2 separate regions of the Homo sapiens genome follow, and region 2 is linked to region 1. The links are chromatin loops, found by intact Hi-C in ENCODE. Cell type or tissue: ascending aorta. All regions are shown on one strand. Links, peaks and the distances in the headings refer to the core of each region. The heading gives the core; the rest is flanking DNA.

Region 1 (10,132 bases), core at 2,133-10,132:
ATATATTATGAACCCCTATGTTCCCTTGACCCAGGTTCAACAACTATCTACGTTTTGCAAATTTAAGTGGATTTCTAACTCTACTCAACCCTTCCCATGCCGGGGAAGGAGGAAGAGATAGACCATCTGTTTATTAATTAATCCTAAAGTTTCTAGAAAACTTGCACTTCTAATTCTGTTTTATGAAACCTCCTGCCTTCTGGGCTGATGATGGGCAGGCCCAGGCTGCAGGGCCCAGGGGGCTCTCGGCAGGAGAGGCTGCTAACCGAGAGGAGGAAGCCGGAAGCCCTGGAGCTCAACCATTCATTCCCACAGCAGAATTCTCTGCTGGGGAGGCGCTCCGCCATTCCTCAGTCTGGGCTGGAACTGAGGCTTTCAAGGGCTAAAGGTACCCACCATGAACCAAGCAAGGATACCCCTTTCACAGCTTCGCTCAGCTCTTACTCTTCTGGGAGGCTGAAGTTCCTCTGCTGTCTCCGCTCTACCCAACCAGCAGAGCTGTCCTGCACTGCAGCCAGCTTGTCTCACCCTTCCACGGAGGCTGCTCCTGCCCTGGGTAGAGGCGCTGACTGAGAGGGGACACCAGGCAGGAGCCCAGGGCCGGAAGAACCTCCTCACCCACCAGGCCCAAGGGTGCTAAGCCAGCAGCAATTTTCCAGATGGCTGCTGCCTGGCGTGATTTGAGACATCTTCCCCAATTCTACTTAGGAAATACTCCAGACACCTGAGGCTGGGCCCAGGTGTGTGGGAAAGGCCGTTGGGCTGACCCGGAAGAAGTTGCCTAAGGGTTGTTCTGGTAACTTTTGAAGAAGAGAGTGGTGCCTGAGGCTCTGCTTGGATAAGTCACCGCTGTCAGGACCTGCTGCGGGGAGACCAGCGTCTCAGTCTCTCTCTCAAGACAGCTCCCTAAGGAAAGATGAGATAGGAGGGGGCTGGAGCAGCAGCACCCCCAGGGGAGGAAGGGGCCTGCAGGCTGCAGGATGAAGGGAAGTCAGTTCAGTCCGTTTTTTCTTAACTCAGCTTTGTGCTCGTGATTATATTATTTCCTTTCTGATTACCAAATTGATGCTTTCATATTCATTGCAGAAAATTAAGAATATATTTAAGAATGGAAACAAAAATGCTCTGTTACACATACACACACACACACACACACACACACACACACAGAGAGAGAGAGAGAGAGAGAGAGAGAGAGAGAAAGAGAAAGAGAATAGAGTAAAAGTATGGGCTAAGAATTCCGGCTTTGGCCGGACGTGGTGTCTCATGCCTGTAAACCCAGCACTTTGGGAGGCCAAGGCAGGCTGATCACCTGAGGTCAGGAGTTCAAGACCAGCCTGGCCAACACGGTGAAATCCCGTCTCTACAAAAAATACAAAAATTAGCTGGGCATGGTGGTGCGCACCTGTAGTCCCAGGTACTCGGGAGGTTGAGGCAAGGGAATCGCTTGAACCTGGGAGGCAGAGGTTGCAGTGAGTTGAGATTGTGCCGCTGCACTCCAGCCTGGGTGACAGAACAAGATTGTCTAAAAAAAAAAAAAAAAGAACACGGGCTTTGGAGTTAGGCTGTTTTCAGCTCCCACCTCCACTTCTGGCTTCTGGAAAATTGTTCATCTCTGAGCCCTGGCACCCTGGGTACTAAGCCATGTTTCACCGGATTGTCTGGAGAACTGTATGAGAAATATTCATAAAGTTTCTAATATAACTTCTGGCCCTAATAAGCCCTTGATAAATACCAATTCTAATGTGGCTGAAAAATTCTTTGAAAAATTTAATTTTGCCTTCATTGTCCACCTAAGAGATGGTCCCTGCTCCACTGGAAGGCAATCAGCCAGCAAGACGCCACCTCCACCCAGTCATCCTCACACGGGGCACTCACTGTGGTCAGAAGAGAAATGAAAGGACAGTGACTCGAGGCCAAACCAAAGTGCTTTTCCAGGATGCAGTGTTGATTTGCAATTTTCCCACAAGCTTAGGCCATACCTCATTCATCCCCAGAGTCTCTGGGGACAGTCGGAAACAGGCCTTCCCAGGAGGGCCACGAGCTTCCGCCAGCCCCGTTCTCCAGGATGGGGCCAGAACAGCACCTGCCCGTGGTGGTGCTGCCTTTCACTGGGGCCTTTGCTGTGGTCCTGCCTTGCCCCTTCCTAGTATCATCGTCTGCCTGGGTGTGTCCGTGTCTGTCTGTCTCCCTGGCCCAGCTCCTATTCTAGTGTCTGATCTGATTGGTTAGTGGTTAGTGTCCTATGGCTGTCAAAGATACAAGCTCACCCCTGCTTAGTACAGTGCCTGACCCACTACAGATGATAAAGAACTTTTTTTTTTTTTTTGAGATTGATTCTTGCTCTGTCACCCAGGCTGGAGTGTGATGGCATGATATCGGCTCATTGCAATCTCTGCCTCCTGGGTTCAAGTGATTCTCCCGCCTCAGCCTCCCGAGTAGCTGGGATTACAAGCCCAGCACCACATCTGGCTAATTTTTGTATTTTTAGTAGAGACACGGTTTCACCATGTTGGCCAGGCTGGTCTTGAACTCCTGACCTCAGGTGACCCACCCGTCTTGGATTCCCAAAGTGCTGGGATTACAGGCATGAACCACTGCACCTGGCTGATAAGGAACTATTTTTTAATGTGGATGGATGGAACCATCCATAAATTATTCTTACAACTACATTTGGCTTCTGTGCAGCAAGAATGTCTCTGCAATCTGTATGACAACAGCTAAGCGGATGAAGGGCAGAAGTAAAGCCACTGGGAGGTGGCCAGAGAGAGAACAGGGTTCAGCTTGCAGAGGCTTAAAAGGCACATTTCTGGAAAGGAATGCAAGTCCTACAGTACCCAGAAGATGCAGGTGCACCTCTGACACTGCAGGCTTCTATTGATAACCCGTTCTTTTTATCTATCAATTTATGTAACTCGTACTTGTTTATATTTTCAATCAGGGTTTGGAAGAGGGAGGAGGGAGGTGGGAGTGGGTGGTAATCATGGTAGAAGAAATGTGTTCTGGAAATAAGCCCTGAGGTGAGTAAAGGCACACTTGCCTCGAACAATTGAAGGTCTATGACATGCCTGGCTCTGTGCTTGGTTCTTTGGAGAGTAAGTTTGAACTAGGATGTGGTCACTAGTGTACAACAGGGCTTCCTAACCTCTGCATTATTGACATTTGGGGTCAGACTTGCTGGAGAAGCAGGGGTTGTCTGCGTTGTAAGATGTTAGCAGCATCCCGGGGCTCTACCCACTAGACGCCAGTAGCACCATCACCCCAGCTGTGACAACCAACGATGTCTCCAGACATTGTGAAATGCACCTCTCCCCATTGGAAACCACTTGAACCTCCATCTGACGTTAAGTAGCAAGGCAAGACAGTGAGCAAATAAGTGCCAGGAAATCCCATGGACGTTTAGGACCACCGGAGTCGAGGCAGGCAGGGAACCGGCATGGGATGGAGTGGTTGCAGAAGACCCTGGAGGTGGATGTTGGGGCGGGGATTGGGAAGGGTTTCTGGGTTGGGTGGATTCCAGTGGATAGAAGATTTTAGGCAGGAGGAAAAGCACACGCTAAGGCTCAGGGTCAGCAATGAGGAAGGGTGCTAGAAGGGCAGTCAAGACTCTGAATTGACTGCAGAAGAGGGTACTTGTTTTCATTTTAAAATAACAGAATCCATGCTTTAAAAATTGCAAGGCTCAATGAGGAGTCTGGGCTTCTCCCTCAGTATAGTTTGGCAGTTTGTGTGGTTTCGAGACTTTTTTCATATAAGCCGACAGGCCGTGTCTTTCCAGACTGAAGCATCTCCATCCTCTGGATATCTTCCCAGCTATGGAGGAGCTGGGTCTCCACCCATGTTTTGCACTGAAGAACCAAGCCCTGGCCTTGGTGATGTGCTGGTAAATGTCTAACAACGAGCTCTCAGTGGAAAGTGTTCTGATTTGTAGCCTTTGTCAATCTTCATGGCGTAAATACTCTCACCAAGGGCAAAGCCTAGCTACCAATAACTAACAGCCGGCTGGTAAAATTCCTGAAACTTGAACAATCAGCTCCTATGAGCAAGTAGGAGCTGACTCCAGCCCACCTCTGCCTGCATAGCTCTCTACGAGTCCTGTGGAGAACTTTATTCTTTTAGCAGCTCAAAAAAAGTCTTACATATTTATTACTAAGCCAAACTACAAGTTCAGAGCATAGGAACAAAGAGAAAAATCCTTTCCCTAATAAAATATGTTGAACTGTCCCAATAGTGGTAATGTTTTTGGCTTGATGAGGTCAGACACTAGGGATCTTGCATCAATATGTGCGTATCTCAGACCCAGTTCCCAAGAGGCCCAGCTTGGTTCTGCTCCAGTGTCTCTCCTGGGAGTTGTACCTGATGGTTTTTGCCATCACAGCTCTCTGCAGCCTGGAACTCACAGACTCAAGCAATCCTCCTGCCTCTGCCTCTCGAATAGCTGGGACTCCAGGTGTGCGCCACCACGCCCGGCCAGTACCTGTCTTTATTACCAGTTTCCATCTGAATCCACTGGGGAATGGGACAATTTTGTTTTTGTTTCTTGGCTAGGAATTGCTTAATCCTGAAAGTTTTGTGAGAAGACATGGTAGGAACAGGGACGACAGCACACGGCACAATGGTGGAGCTTGGCAAGCATGGGAGTGTAGGAGCTCAGAAGCGCGGGAGACGGGGAGCATGGGAGCGTGAGAGAGCGGGAGCATGGGATCATGGGAGCATGTGAGAGTGGGGAGCATGGGAGCCTGAGAGTGGGAGCATGGGAACACGGAAGCTCGGGAGATGGGGAGCATGGGAGCGTGAGAGAGTGGGAGCATGGGAGCATGGAAGAGGGGGAGCACGGGAGCATGAGAGAGTGGGAACATGGGAGCATGGGAGAGGGGGAGCATGGGAGCACGAGTGTGTGAGAGAGTGGGAGCATGGGAGCGCAGGAGAGTGGGAGCGTGGGGGCATGAAAGAGTGGGAGCACGGGAGAGCGGGCCTCGCATGCTACGCTCATCCAAGGTGGCCTTTAATTTGTTCAAACACATGTGGCCTCCATTTCAGGAGTCAGCACCATTTTTGGGGGGGGGTCCTAATTTTAAAAATGTTTACTGAACTGGATTATTTATCTTAAATCGGGGCTTTTTTCCCCCTAAATTTCCATGCAACTTTTTCAGATGGCTTTTTAATAATTGTTATTTGTAATAATGTCAATAGCTATGAATAATGAATTCTGTCTTCCCTGCTAAACTGTAAGCTTCACACAAAAGGGATTATCCCGTGAAGTGTCAGGCACACATTAGGCCTTCAGTAAATATGAGTTGGATGGATGGATGCTTGGGCTTTGATCATTCTCTCCCCTCCCCCTTCCTCTCTCCCTTATTTCACTTACTTAATTTATTCTAACCAGCCAGCTGCTAAGTGGGCAGGCTGGAGAAGGTGCTATTCATGAAGTTCCTAGGAAGGAAGTGTCCAGTGTCAGCCTGGTCCCAGAGGCTCTGAATGAGGGTTCACTGCAACTTCCAGCCTGGCCCAGAGAGAGAGTTCTGTACCAACGAGCCACTCAGATCCAAGTGATGGCTCCATCCAAACCACTTTAGAAATCACACCTCAAGGCCATACTGAATTGGATTGTCCTTATTTAAAGCATTTCAAAGTAAAACATCCAAGTATTCCTTTACTGAGGGGGGAGAAGTAGGAATCAAGCCCAAGAAAACATCTCCAGGCACTGAACTGCTAATGCAGCCTTGCACCAGCCCAGCCCTAGGACTTGTCAGCCGGCACCCCGAAAATCCAACAGGCCTCAGGCTGCTTAAGCCCATTAATGAAGCACAGTACACTAGGGTATCTGGTGTGCACACATGAGCACGTGTCGTTGTGTACACATCCTCACAACTCTGCATGGCCAACACCTTTGCTCATTCACCCTCAAACCTCAATTCCTGCACCAACAAAGCATCCCTTGGCAAACACTGCCCCTCTCAGGGGGGTTTTCTCTCCAGGATGCAGTGGTGGATCATGCCGAGGCACGAGCTCTTAAGTCGTCTCCAATCCTCTCCCGGCTGATTCCTCTAGAAGCACAATGACCTGCCCCCTGACTGCATGACCTACCCTTCCCAAGCCCCTCACAACACCACTCACAATGTGTCTGCTCATGCAGGCTGCTCTGCGGACACTCCTTGGAGAGGCTGGGCCTGCCAAATTCAGTGACCATCCCAGGGAATGTTGGCTGTCCCTCCCCACAGGAATTCACCCAGTGGCCTCCTGTCCTTGTGCTCATGGTAAATCCAAGGTGCTGTGTGTGTGTGGTCCCCAGAGAAGCTTTATTGAGTTTCCCACTGAGTTTCTCTACCAGGAACAGCTGGAGCCTGGGAGCAGCGGTTTTTGGCCCTGAGAGAGCCTCTGGGTTTTTCTTAATAATCAGTGTGCATGTGACAGGTACCACTGGCCCAGGGGTCCCTACTTCCGAGGGCCCAAATTGACCAGTGGAAAGTATAGAATTCCATGCTATTGGGAAACCACAAAGCTTGGAAGGAGCAGAGAGAGCCTGGGGATACAATGTAAACACTAAGAAATAAGCAGTGAAAGATTATTTTTAGAAACGCTGCCACTTAGTGAGCCCTTATGATGTGTCAGAGCATTTGAAACAAATGGCTTCCCTGCAGTGTCACACCACTGGCCCTGCAGTCAGATGCCCTGAGAGCTGGGCAGATGTTTGTTTTTCACAACCTTCTCAGAGAGGTTTTGTCCTCACTTAATAGACAAGAAAACTGGGACTTTGCCAGACATCTTGAACGTGCAGGGGCCAGCAGCTATGACACAGAGAGCTGGGACAGAAGCCAGGCCTGCTGCCTCCAAATCCTGGGCATGTAGCCATGGAGCAGTGACAACACACCCGGGGTCCTCAGGGGAGAAGTGCCACCCACTCTGTCTGTGGTGTAAGAGTTTATGTCCAACTAAGCCCAGGCAGAGGCACTTTGCCTCTGGGTGCAGGGCGTGCTGGTAGAAGTGCAACGCTGGTGGGCAGGCATTCTGGCTCTGCCCTTTCTCCTTGTACAGCCCTAGCCTGGTTACCTTCTCCATGCCTCAGTTTCCTCCTCTGTGAAAGGAACAGAAGAAAGATAATAGGACCAACTTGATTGCACTGTTCTGAGGATGAAGTCAGTTTAAAGTATGAAGTGCTTAGAACAGTAAGGGGTCAATAAGTGGGGGCATGGGTTATTTGAAACTGTATGCTAAGTTTAAGACCCGTGAGTGCTGTTCAAGTCATTAATTCCTCTCCCCAGAAAACAAACCCTGTAGCTGTCTCAGGTGAGATTCACTTAAGGTGGAGACTTAAGCCACGCTGGGCAGAACCGAAAACCCAGGTGTTAGGATTCTCACCCATTCCAGAGGGCAATGTTATCTGCACTGAGGAGAATTCTGATGTCAGAACCAAAGAAACACAAAGAAGAAAATAGCATCCCCTTGACTTTGAAAGAAAGCAGCCCTTTAGGAAAGGCCAAGCCCGTGTCCTCCCTTGCAGTCCCTAGAGCAGCCATGAGGGAGTCAAAGCTTGGGCCTAGTTATTTGAGGCCCAGGAGGGCTTCCCGCCTCTAGTCAGTCACCCCTGCAGTGCCGGCAGAGCTGATAGAGATGGCTGGGTCCCCACCCCTGCATAGAAAGAGCCATCTCTGATCTGTGGTAGACAATGGGCAGGAGAGGAGAGAGGTTCCATTGGGGCGTGGAAGGGACAGTTGGCTGCCTGCGGTTCTCCTATGATAGGGAGAGCAGGGAGAATGCCGTGGGCTCCTAGTCAGCGCCTGTGGGACTGGAAGAGCTTTTCTTGTACTTAATCCCTTCTTCCCCTCCCAGCCCCGGTTCAGCAGCAGGGGACTTCCCTTGGCTTCTCCAACAAAGTCCTTCGCAGTTAGGCCCCTTCTCAGACAATCTTGGAAGATGGAGAAGCAAGAAAAGAATGGAGAGGGAGAATGGAAGAGGTGGACTCAGAAATGCCGCATTTGTGGGTGGAGCTGGGGCTGGGGTGAGAGGAAGCTCCGGGGAAGGCACAGAAACAATCCAAGGGAGGCAGGTCAATTCCACACAGCGGAACATGACTCAGCAGGAAAAAGAAAGGAGCTATCAGACCATAGAAAGACACAGAGCAACCTTAAATGCATGTGGCTAGGGGTAGAAGCTCACGTGAACAGGCTGCATACTCTATAATTCCAACCAAACGACACCCTGGAAAAGACAAAACTATGGAGATGGTGAAAAGAGCAGTGACTGTCACGGGTTAGGGGGAGGGAGGCATGGGTGAATAGATGGAGAACAAGGGTATTTTTTTTTAGACAGAGTTTCGCTCTTGTTGCCCAGGCTGGAGTACAATGGCATGATCTCAGCTCACTGCAACCTCTACCTCCCAGGTTCAAGCAATTCTCGTGCTTCAGCCTCCCAAGTAGCTGCGAATACAGGCATGCGCCACCACATCTGGCTAAATTTTGTACTTTTAGTAGAGATGGGGTTTCACCATGTTGGTCAAGCTGGTCTCGAACTCCTGACCTCAAATGATCTGCCCGCCTCCACCTCCCAAAGTGCTGGGATTACGGGCTCGAGCCACCATGCCCCACCACAAGGGCATTTTTACATCAGAGGAACTATTCTGAATGATTCTGTAGCATGGTGATACATGTCATTCTACATTTGTCAAAACCCATAGGATGCACAACACAAAGAGTGAACTTTAATATAAACTATGAACACTGTAGCTAATAATGAATACAAGTTCATCAGTTGTAACAAAGTGCCATGCTAATGCAACATGCTAATTAGAGGGGGAAATATGCAAAGAAGAGGAGGGATATGGGAATCCCTTTGTGCCTAATTTTTCTGTAAACATAAAACTGCTCTTACAAATAAAGCCTATTAATTAAAACAACAAAATACAAAACAACAACTAAAACCAAAAACAGCCAACACCCAATGGGTTGAGCTGGAGTAAGAACAGGCTGCCCAGCACACTTCCTGGGCCACTGAGCCCTGGGCGTGAAAAGCAAAAGGGCCAGTGAGGTTTGGCTGGGACTCAGCTCCCCAGCCTCTGGCTCAAGCCCGATTACGAACACAAAGGTCATCTGATTGGATTTCCTGTCCCCTCAGCTCACTTAAGGAGGCTTTTCTGTCCACAGCTTTGGTTGCAAAAAGCAATCTGGCTAAAGGGATTTGGGACATCCGGCTGGTGAATGTAGGGGAGGTTTCACCTTTAGATGAGGCACCAGAAACGATGTGCTCCCTGGTAGCATCCTGAGCTGCCCCTCTTGACTTTAATGCTAACCCTGCTGCTTTTCCTCAAGGCTCAGACATCCCATTTCGATGCTTCCAGAAGCACAGCCTGAACCCAGGGACAGGAGCTGCCGCCCTCCCACTGGAGAGACCTCAGAATGGACACAATTGATTCCCAAGTACCCTTAGAGCTCCTGGAAGAGGGTTCCCTTCCCGTCCCCAAGACCAGCGATGCTTCTTGGAGCCAGGTGGCCCCAAAAGGATGGCCTTTGGAGAAAAATAGGCCCCCTTCACGGCCCATCAGCTCCAGGTCAGAGAAGCCACTGGGTTTACACTGCGTGGGGACAGGAGGGTTCTTGATACTGGTCCACATTTAGTGTTCGGTGTGGAAAGCGGAATAAGTCCTCAGCTTCCATGGGATACTGGAATAATCTAGGTAATCTAAGCTCATAACTTACCTTTTCACTATTTACTTTCATATTTTTCCATTCATGTTAAGCATAAAGTTGAAATGTGAGCACATAGCAAAACCTGAGTCTGCATCCCTCTATTTACCCAGTGGTGTGACCTTGAGGAGGTCGAGCTCTCTAAGCCTCAGCGTCTTCAGCTGTGAAACGCAAATTGTGGCAGATCTCCCTGGGATGGTGTTGCCTAAGGGAAATCCCTCCTGGCTTGGGCTCGGGGATGCAGATGCCTAGTGGCAGGCACGCATCCTCGCTTCCTCCCCACAACCTCTCTCCAGCCCCACAACCAACTGTCCCTACCTCCAGCCACTAGGAGGGACACTCTCCATGATACCCCGAGGTCAACTTCCTATGTATCCTGACACAGCACACATTCCTGATAGTCAACCACAGGAGGCTCCGGGCTAAAAACTGGAGTGAGTGGGGAGGAGGGA
Region 2 (10,634 bases), core at 941-8,940, 85 kb before region 1:
AAATTCAAGAATAAGCATATTGTTTCACAAATCCATATATGTCCGATAATTTCCCCCCATGATACAATATGAGAACTAAAAATAAAATACTAATCCTCCCAACCAACTGAACAGATCCCCTCTTGATGAAGGGGACCCCAGAGAAACCTTAAAAACCGAGTTCTCAGCCATGATGGAACAGGAGGCCGCATGCACCTTGTTATACCCCTCCTTTTGCTGTTTAAACACAATAACTGATGAGCATTAATGTTAAATAGAGATCATAAGACTGACAGAAGACTCTTTGTAGCAATAAGATATCAAATTATAAACAGGATCAAGCCTAGGCAACAAAGCAAGATCCTGTCTCTGCAAAACATACAAAAGTTAGCCAGGCATGGTGGGGCACATCTGTAGTCCCAGCTACCTGGGGGGTGGGGTGGCTGAAGCAAAAGGATTACTTCAGCCCAGGAGTTCAAGGCTGCAGTGAGCTGTGATCGCTACTGCACTCCAGCCTGGGTAACAGAGTGAGACCCTGTCTGTAAACAAATAACTAGGACCTAAGGCCATGCCAGGCAAGGGTTAAGTCACAAACTCCCTACACTTAAAAAATAAACTATCTTCTAACTGCCAAAGTTTTTCTTTTACTCTAGTAGCTGAACAAGCACTGACCTTGAGATAAGCAATAAATATTAAAACAATTGCAGCTCATCTTCCATCAGACACTGACTAACCCTCCTGCTCCACAAGCTACAGCTACAGCTTTAATTGGACAAGAGATTGATTTCAATAAATCTATCTCAGTAAGAAGACCACCAACCATGAACTGATTCTGGCCAGTTTACAGAGGCTGCTCACTTGAATGCCTTCATGTCCCCACCTCACCTTTTGACATATAGGGCCCAACTGTAATGTATTTCCACGTTAAGTCTTCATCCCAAAGTGAACATGGGATGCATGTAACTGCACGTTTGTTCAGTACCCACCCATCAGGACCCCTTTGTAAATACTCATAGCTCTGCCTATAACCTGTTGAATATGTATACCTGGCTAACCCTTTAGGCATAAATCCCTGTTCCAGCTTCTCCTCTCTTGAAGTGCCTGTTTCCAGTCTCTGCCCGAAGCTATTAAATATGTTTCCCAGCCTGTCAGGATGGCCACACTGTAGGCTGTAAGCCTTTATAAGAAAGTCTCTGCTGGGCACAGTGGCTCATGCTTGTAATTCCAGCACTTTGGGAGGCCAAGGCAGGCGGATCACTTGAGGCTAGGAATTTGAGACCAGCTTGGCAAACACGGTGAAACCCCATCTCTACTAAAAATACAAAAATTAGCCAGTTATGGTGGTGCATGCCTGTAGTCCCAGCTACTTGGGAGGCTGAGGCAGGTGAATCACTTGAACCTGGGAGGCAGAAGTGACACCGAGCCAAGATCGCACCATTGAGCTCCAGTCTGGGCGAGAACGAGACTCTGACTCAAAAAAAAAAACGAAAAAAGAAAAAAGAAATAATGTCTCCTTTCTAAATTAATAAATTTGTAATTTTTCAATTGCTATATCTCTCACTTCCCAGATACAACACTAGCCTAATTATATTCATTCGTGGACATGCCCACATTCCATTCTGGTCAGTTAGAACATTTGTGAGTCAGTACAGCTTCAGTTACCATGAGCAGTAGGTCACAACAAAAGAATGTGATTTTGTCATTCAAACGTATATGAATGTTCTATTGCTTACATTAGATTCAAAAATTCCCAGATTAAAAAAAAATTAAATAGATACACAAAAAAAGATCCCTAATCTGTGAAGTAAAGCTATAAACACCAAAGGTTATTAAATTAAAAGAAATTATATATCTTAAATATATAAACTCAATAGCTCAATAAATGTAAGTAGCCGTTCCTTATAATAGTATATCAGGAATTTTAAAACTCTTTTAAATACAAGGTATATTCCTTGAAATATCACACCTTTCTCAAACAGTGTAGGCATTAAAAAAAAAAAAAAACCACTGCAATAACATATTCAAGAAGTAGGATAGCCCACATGTATGAATCTCAGGTAACTGAAGCTTATAGTCCCTGAACAACTTTTGCCACATACACCCCAAAGTCATCTCTGACAAATTTTTCTAGGAGATTTTACTAATTTCCTTGCCTTCTTTAACACAGTAGACTCAATATAAATTAACTTCTTATTATTTTCAATATGCTCTAGCAGCTCTTCCCCAGGGAACTTCATTTAATTCTGGAAAATAAGAGAAATTCCACTAAAAATGGTAGTGGCATGTTTATTTGCATACTTATTTATATGCAGCCTGCAGACATAAAAGGATCTAAAGCGTCTACAATAAAATATGCTTCTGTGAAGTATTTTAATTATAGCTTTTTCTCTTTTAAGGTTTTTATAAAGAAAGTTCTGGATTGGTACACTTCACTCTGGGTTTCTTTGTAGTATTCTTGTACTGGGATGACTATCACCTGTGAGTAGAGCTTCAAACTCTTGACGTTATGAGTAGTGAGTTTATGGTTTTGTCACCTGGGCGACACTGCGAGACTCCGTCTTAAAAAAAAAAAGAGTGCCAGAACAGTATCAGCGACCACAGGGAGGAAGACCAATGCAGAACAGTCTTGTTTGAGGAAAAGAGAGTTTACCATGATTGTAACCTTTCTCAACTGGAGTTACCAAAATAATTAAGCCCTAATACGCTGGCGTTAATATGATAGACTTATTTCCTATGTTTGTAGGGTGGCATTGAATTATCCTTGGGAGAATTGAGAAAATAGTCTCTCAATTTTCCTGTGTACCATGGTTCTGAGAGGAAACCCTGGTTGAGAGAGTCATTTTATACTGACTTTCAGTTGATAGACAACTGTACCAGTAGCTCATTTCACTGTGCAAATGTTATGAATGCTATAATTAAGCACCCAAGAGTTGGAATCAATTCAAGTAGTTCATTCATTACCTATTAAGGAAAAGACGTCTAAGCTGTTTTTCCAACTGCAAGTGATCTAACTTTTCATAATATAAACCATACATATTTCTGAGCACATCCTAAAACGATCTAAACAGGTAAAGTTTCTTTCAGTTGAGATTTGTACTACCTTCAGAATGACATTTTTAAGTAAAATGAAGTGCAATTTTCAGCCAACTTAAAAATGCTTTGTTCCTGTCTGTTACTTAGGAAGACACATAGGGCTAATGTTTTAAGGAATCGTATTCTAGTTTAGATAAAATAAATACACGCTTTTCGACCTCAGTGTAAGTGAAAGATACTTGGTGCATGACCAGCCCTATTTTAAGGCTAATACAAAAATAGGCTCTAGATTTTTCTATTAGAACCTTTAAGGAAGGTGAAAAAAATTGATGTATTTGTCCCAAGATGATTAAGAATTTGAAACAGAAAAATAGATTATGTCATGCTTGAATATAAGTAAACTCTAATTGCTGAAATCTGTAATTAATATCTCATACATAACTTATAGAATTATAATTACATCTCCCCGAAAGAATTACCACTCTTCACAGCATTTAAGTTTTTGAATCAGTGTAAACAGTTTTAGGTCCACTTTGCAACACTCAAAAACTAACAGTTTGAAATTTGCACAACAGCCTAAAGAAAGAGGAACTGTCCTGGAATAAAAGAGAGTGGACAACTGGCAACAAAACACTCCTGAATGTGACAACGCACATTCTCCACAAAAGCTAAAACTAGAGAAATCGACACAATAACCATGTAACCCATATGCAATCTCAAAGGAACAAAAGATGAAATAAGTACTGTAATGATATGCCCCAGAAACACCGAAAAGTTTATTTCTTTGCTCTAAAATCGTGAGCTGATAGTTTTGCTCGGTACACTTGCATTGTTTCAATTAAAATGGTCAGTCCCGGGTATGAACTTCTTCGTTAGTTAGCTGAACAATGGGATCTCAAGGAACTACTGGCTTTTTATGAACGAATGCAGTGGTTTCTAGCACCTGCTTATTTTAACGTTTTGCTGTCATTTCATTAGCATCTCCCCTGCGGGCTGCGTGAACTCCGCAAATCACACATCCTACTGCCTTTCCCGGCGGCAGCCGCACTGAGTCACCGGCCCCGGACCCCGCCCTGCAGGGCATTCCAGCTGCTTCCAGCAGGACCCGTTCCGCAGGCCTGCGCCTCACTCTTGCTGCGCCAGGACTGCAGAGGGACATGGTAAAAACGGGGGCTGAAAGACCTCTCGCAACAGCCTTTTAGGACAGACTCAAAGCCTTCCTCCCTGAGTTTTATCTGTAGGACCGAAACAACAAAATCTCAGAGGAACCCACCAACCACAGCAGGCCGCAGCCGCGGCGACCCCGGCCCGCACACACTGCGCACGCGCGCACACACGCGCCCTCCGCCCGGTGGGGGTTCGCCCAGAGGTTGACAGAGGAAGGTGGGTGGGGGCCTAGAGCGGTGGGTCATGGCTGGCTGCACCCGCAAACTCACTCACCTCCGTAAACGGATCCATCGCCCCAGGCGTCGGACTACGAGACGATGGAAACGGTGGTTCAAATTCAGGAAGAGAAAAGTGAGTCTCAGCTCAGTGTGTCTCCTGGAAAAAACCAGGAGTCTGAGGCGGGGGAACTCTCCCACAACCAGCTGTCCTCTCCTCTCGGCTTCCAGTGACGGACTCGGCCTCTGCAGCCGTTCAAATTTGAATTTCAGCGCCGAGCCGCGAGCATGCGCGCTGGGCGGAGCCGGGGCGCCCTCTCCCCGCCCCTGCGCTCGGTCACGTGGCCGCGCCGGGCCGGGTGGTTCCCAGGGGCGGCCCCGCCTCCTTCCCGGCCCCCTCCCAGCCCTCGCCGCGGGGTGGAGGCGGGCAGCGGGGCGCTTCCTGCTCTCCAACGGCGTCGGGTTCCTGGCTCCACCCCCAACAACCACACATTCCCCTCAGCTTTAAGGCGATTGCTTCACACCAACCGCGTTTGGGTGTTCCCGCCTTCCTTCATTCCTAAATAAAGTATTAAGGCCGGGAGTAGTGGCGCATGCTTATAATCCCAGCATTTGGGGAGGCTGAGGCTGGAGGATCGCTTGAGCCCAGGAGGTCATGGCTGCAGTGAGCTGCGATCTCACTACTGCACTCCAGCCTGGGCGGCAGAGTGAGACCCTGCCTCAAAAAAGAAAAAAAAAGGATTAAGAGCCCTTGTGTTGGCAGGACATAATCCCAGCACTGTGGGAGGCCGAGGCGGGCAGATCACGAGGTCAGGAGTTCAAGACCAGCCTTGCCAACATGGTGAAACCCCGTCTCTACTAAAAATACAAAAAAATTAGATAGGCATGGTGGCGCGTGCCTCTAATCCCAGCTACTCGGGAGGCTGAGGCAGGAGAATTGCTTGAACTGGGACCCGGGAGGTGGAGGTTGCAGTGAGCAGAGATCACACCACTGCATTCCAGCCTGGGCTACAGAGCCAGACAAAGAGCCCTTGTGTTTCAGGTGCTGCTAGCCCGTTGGCCTTCAGTAGCTTTGTTTCCTAGGTCACACCCAACTCCTAGTCCCCAAAAGGGGGACTGCAGGCCTGGCCCTCAGAAAAGCCAGTTCCGGTGGGTCCCCGACACTCTAAGCCAATGAAATAAAGCTAAAATTAACAGACTGTGTGAAGCGTTCATGCACAATTTTTTATTTTAAATTCCATCCAACTGTGTACAGTGTTAGAGCGGGAGGAATTCTGACAAGCCCTCTATCTAGTTCAATCCTTCCTTTTACTGCCGAGAGAAGGGACACCCGAAAACGTTAAAGAAACTGGTCCAAAGAAATGAAAACCCTGTTCTCAGCTCATGACCCGTTTTCCACACTAGCTAAGGCTGTGTCTCCTGCTTATTCTTTGTAGAGTACTCCAAATTGTAAGATAGGTTACATAATTTCTGTATCAGATTCATTTCTTCTATAACAAGTCTGTGCAGGTAAAGATGACAGTTCTTGATTTGTTCATCTGAAAAGTTAAGAGTGACTGTCCATGAGCTGAACAAAACAGAACTATTCCTCCCAACTGAGTGGTTTCAATATGTTTAATAATATGTCCATCTTAGCAGTCAATCAACATTACAAAAAGAATTTACTAATATTTTTAATTTGAATTTTTGTATGATAAATTGTACGTGACTGAAATCACGGCAAGAGGTAAGGGAAATATTGCTTGGGGTCAGGGCTCCACCCAGTTAGCCAAATCGGTTAACCCATGGGTTTTTTTTTTTTTTAACCTTTGTGGGGAGTCATGGACTCCTTTGGAAATATGTTAAAACTGACCCTCTACCTAGAAAAATGACCATTTAATCATAAACTATTTAACAGGATTTTGTGAAGTTCATGGACACCAGGACAAGAACTTCTGATTTAGCCTGTTTGTATTTTAGTTTACTTATCTGTGTAACAGGAATAATCATCTGCCCTGATTTCCTCAGAGTTGTTAGGAGGGGCAGATGAAAAATGGAGAGACATAATCCAAAAATATTTCATAATAAGTAATAAGACACTGTCCGAGTGTGTAGTATATGGAATTATTAATATTTAACCCAGAATGTGTTACTTATGAACAAAGGAAAAAGATACTTCCATTTTTTTCAAGTGTGACAAGAAAGGTGTGTATGTATTTGGGGCGTGTCTGTGTGTGTATGCGTGTTTTAAACAACGTTGGAAAATGAGTCATTAGAAATTTATGTAGCCGTTGTGCCTTCTGGCTATCACTTCTATGAGCCTTAGTTTCTTTGTATCTACCTCAACTAGATTCTAGTTAAGACTAAAAGAGGTAAAGCACCTAGCATAAGATAGCTACTCACAACATTTAGTGTATCTTCCCTCACCATCCCACTATGTCTTTGGTTTCTACCTTGATAATGATGATGATAGTGATAATGGCAACCATCACAATTAAATAACTCCTAAGACTGAAACACCTACTATGTGCCAGAAACTACGGTAGATATTCAAGTCTACTCTCCTAGGGTATTACAATTGTCTCCTACTATACCTCCTTTCATTCTTAACCCCCGGTAGTTCATTCTTCAGTTTCTAGGCTAGAATGACTTTTATCTTTTTAAAAATTGTGTTATATAACAAATAAAAAAATTTGAAAACAAAAAAATTATGTTATGAAATACAATAAAAATGTGAATAATAAAACATAACCATATACCAGCCACCTAGCTTAAAAAAATACAAAACATCCCACATGTAATTGAAGTCTCCTGTGTGTCCCTTCCTATTCTCATTCATCTTCCCACTCTTCCAGGGTAAAACTATCTTGATTTGATGTTTATCATTCCCATAGAAATATGTATACTTTTATCACATCTACATATATATCCATAACAATATCTAGTGTTTTATATATAAATTTTATTTGCAGAATGTAAGTCTTTCTGCAACTTTTTCTGGCCCAATAATATCTTTATGGGATTTATCCTCACTAATAACTGTAGCTGCATTTCATTCATGTTCACTGCTAAATTTTATTATACAAATATACTTGTAATTTATGTACCCATTATCCTGTTAATGGACATTTAGCTTATTTCCAGTTTTTCATTCCAAAGACCCCATGATGCCATGACTATCCTTTATATGCACATGCAAAACTTTCTCTAGAGCAATATACCTAGGAATATTATTACCAGATATTAAAAATAAACTGCTCTTCAAAATGGTCATAACAAATGATACTCCAGTCAGTAGTATATGCCCCTGGCTGCTGCTCTAGTTCCTCCCCAATATGTGGATACATTTTAAATTTTGCCATTCTTGTTTGAGTGCCTTTCTCTTATCACTAGTGAAGGTGAACATGATTTTTTATTTATTGGACTTTCAATTTTCTTTTTCTGTGATTTTCAACTTTATATCCTTGCCCATTTTTCTGTGCAATTATTTGCCTTTTTCTTATGGATTTATAGGGTTTTTGTTGGTTGTTTACTATTTTCTGGGAAAATAAACTTGGTTGGTTTTTCGGCTTGCCAATTTTTTGGTTTGTGGCTTGTCTTTTTACTTTATGATGTTTCAGATGTACAGAAATGTTTAATATAACTAATGATACACACACACACACACACACACACATACACACATACACATACACATATACCATATATATTTTCCTTTAGGATTTGTGTTTTTTATGCCTTAAGAAATCCTTCCATACCCTGAGATAATAAAGATGTTCTGCTGTACTTTCTTCTAAATATTTTAAAGTATGGCTTTTCATGCTTTTGTCTTTAAACTATCTGGATTGATCTTGTTTTTTGTATGGATAACCAGTTGTCTTAGCAGCAGTTATTAAATTGTCCATCCTTTCTCTCATTGACCTGTAATGCCACTTTTATCATATATCAACTTTTCTTTTTTTTTTTCCCGAGACAGGGTCTCGCTCTTTCGCCAAGGCTGGAGTGCAGTGGCCTGATCTCGGCTGACTACAACCTCTGCCTCCCGGGTTCAAGCGATTCTCCTGCCTCAGCCTCCCAAGTAGCTGGGACAACAGGCATATGCCACCAAATCTGGCTAATTTTTGTGTTTTTAGTAGAGTTGGGGTTTCCCCATGTTGGCCAGGCTAGTCTCGAATTCCTGGCCACAAGTGATCCACCCAACTAGACCTCCCAAAGTGCTGGGATTATAGGCATGAGCCACTGCGCCTACCCAACAGTTCTTTCTTTATCTTATTTTATTTTATTTTATTTTATTTTATTTTATTTTATTTTATTTTATTTTATTTTATTTTATTTTTTGAAATAGGGTCTTGCTCTGTCACCCAGGCTGGAGTGCAGTGGCACGATCACAGCTCACTGCAGCTTCAAATTCCTGGCCTCAAGCAATCTTCCCATCTCAGCCTTCCAAGTATCTGGGACAACAGGTGCATGCCACCACAACCCGCTACTTTTTAAAATTTTTTGTAGAGACAGGATCTCACTTTGTTGCCCAGGCTGGTCTCCAACTCCTGGCCTCAAATGATCCTCCCACCTTGGCCTTCCAAAGTGCTGGAATTACAGGTGTAAGCCACTATGTTCAGCCTCAACTTTTTATGTACACATAGGTCTATGTCGGACTCTATTCTGTTCTACTGGTCTATCTATTCCTCTCCCAATATCACACTATATTAGTTATAAATGTTGATATCTGGTAGGGCAAATTCCAATTCAACTTGGATTATTTTGCCTCATTGTTCTTCCACATGAATTTTAGGGTCAGATTCTCAAGATCCAAAAAGAAAAGAAAAGAAAATCCTCTTCTGATTTTTAATTCAAATTGCACTGAATTTATCACATAATTTGGAGAGAATTCGCATCTTTGTGACAGCAATGCTACCCATTTATGAGCATGGTATATCTTCATTATACCTGCTAAAAATGTCTATAACAAACTTACATAAAGATCTGTAAACTTTTGTTAAATTTATTCCTACGTATCTTTGTTGTTGCTGATCTTTTTAGTTTTAGTAATTTATTTATAGAGAGGGATCTTTTTCAAATGTAAATTTTGCAGTGTCAATTCCTTGTTTGGAGCTGCTCTATGTCTTTCGTTGTAATTAAAATGATATCCAATAATATCCTTATCATACCTACAAGGCCATGCATGATCTGGAATCTACCTGCCTCTCCGAATAACCTAGTATTCTCCTAACATCACAATACTTTCCTTTTTTTTTTTTTCTTTTCACTATGCTCCAGCTTCAGGCCTTTTTTCTGGTCATAAAAAAATGCCAAATTTCTTCCTGCCTCAAGGACTTTCCACTGCCTGGACACTCTTCCTCTAGATTTAGCACGTCTGCTCCTCGTTATTTGGGCCTAAGCTTGCATGTGCTACCTCCTGAAAGAAGACTTCTTTGATCAGGTGGCCACCCCCGTCTTCTCTGCCCACCAATCACTTTCCATTCTATTACTCTGACTTCTTCATCACATTTGCCACTATCTGACATTATTTTAGTTATGTGTTTATGTTTATTAGCTAGGCCTTCCTACTACAGTGTAAGCTGTGGCAGTGCAGGGACTTGTTTATAGCTGTAACCCAGCACCTTCTGGCACATGAGTGCAGTAGATACTTGTTAAATAAATGAATATAAGCATAACTCTTATTCCTATTTTAGAGATGGGAAAACTGAGATGCATAGAGGCTAAGGGATTGGCCTAAATCATCAAAAGTGTCTTCCCTACTTATTTATATAAAACACAAAACTTCCCAAGTTATTTAAATAAAACCCACAACATAATACATTAATTTAAGAATAGAACCAAGAGTCTGAAGTAGAAATAACTAGAGATTAAAGATAGCCCTGGAAAATGAGTATTTGCTCCAAGACCTGTTCTTTTAAACAAAGGAAATAATAATTATGTCTTTTGCAGATAAAATTGCTGATAAAAAGGCTGAAAAACACAAAAATTTGAAAGCAGGGACTGCAACAAAGACCCTCCAAATGCTGTATATTTACAGTTAATTTTTCAAAATACAGTCACACACATTTGTATTTTATATTTTATACTATTTTTATACTTTTTAAAATACTATTTATATTTAATTTTAAAATTTTTAGACTATTTATACTTAATTCACAAAGTAATACAATAACACAAATCTTTTTATTTTTACAGGGAGAGAAAAGGCCAAGACCTAATCATAAGGCAGTGGCAAGAAGAGCTAAACTCAAGTTCTCTACC

Evidence for each region. Peaks named below come from ENCODE experiments on the same cell type or tissue, not always from the same donor. Only the 100,000 strongest peaks of a DNase experiment are listed, where the experiment ranks them.
Region 2: it touches region 1 in a loop (9-fold over the local background); 3 of 110 quality-filtered maps call a loop at or near these places.

Annotation. Positions count from the first base shown.
Region 1 is chr7:36,300,083-36,310,214 of GRCh38, reverse strand. It overlaps EEPD1 (endonuclease/exonuclease/phosphatase family domain containing 1), which reads right to left. Exons shown (of 8, transcript NM_030636.3): 8 at 8,677-10,132. Among named protein-coding and RNA genes, the nearest start is that of MATCAP2, 62 kb to the left of the region's middle. In ascending aorta, for the core only: no CTCF peak of the experiment used is centred there; DNase peaks (open chromatin) are centred at 6,356, 6,814 and 7,694; H3K27ac peaks cover 4,547 bases.
Region 2 is chr7:36,383,863-36,394,496 of GRCh38, reverse strand. It overlaps ANLN (anillin, actin binding protein), which reads right to left and starts at 4,635. Exons shown (of 24, transcript NM_018685.5): 1 at 4,453-4,635. The coding sequence starts at 4,470. It also overlaps a transcript of MATCAP2 not described here. RefSeq lists enhancers at 3,809-4,399, 4,400-4,990 and a silencer at 4,581-4,990. In ascending aorta, for the core only: no CTCF peak of the experiment used is centred there; DNase peaks (open chromatin) are centred at 4,076, 4,376, 4,836 and 5,422; H3K4me3 peaks cover 3,087 bases; H3K27ac peaks cover 1,732 bases.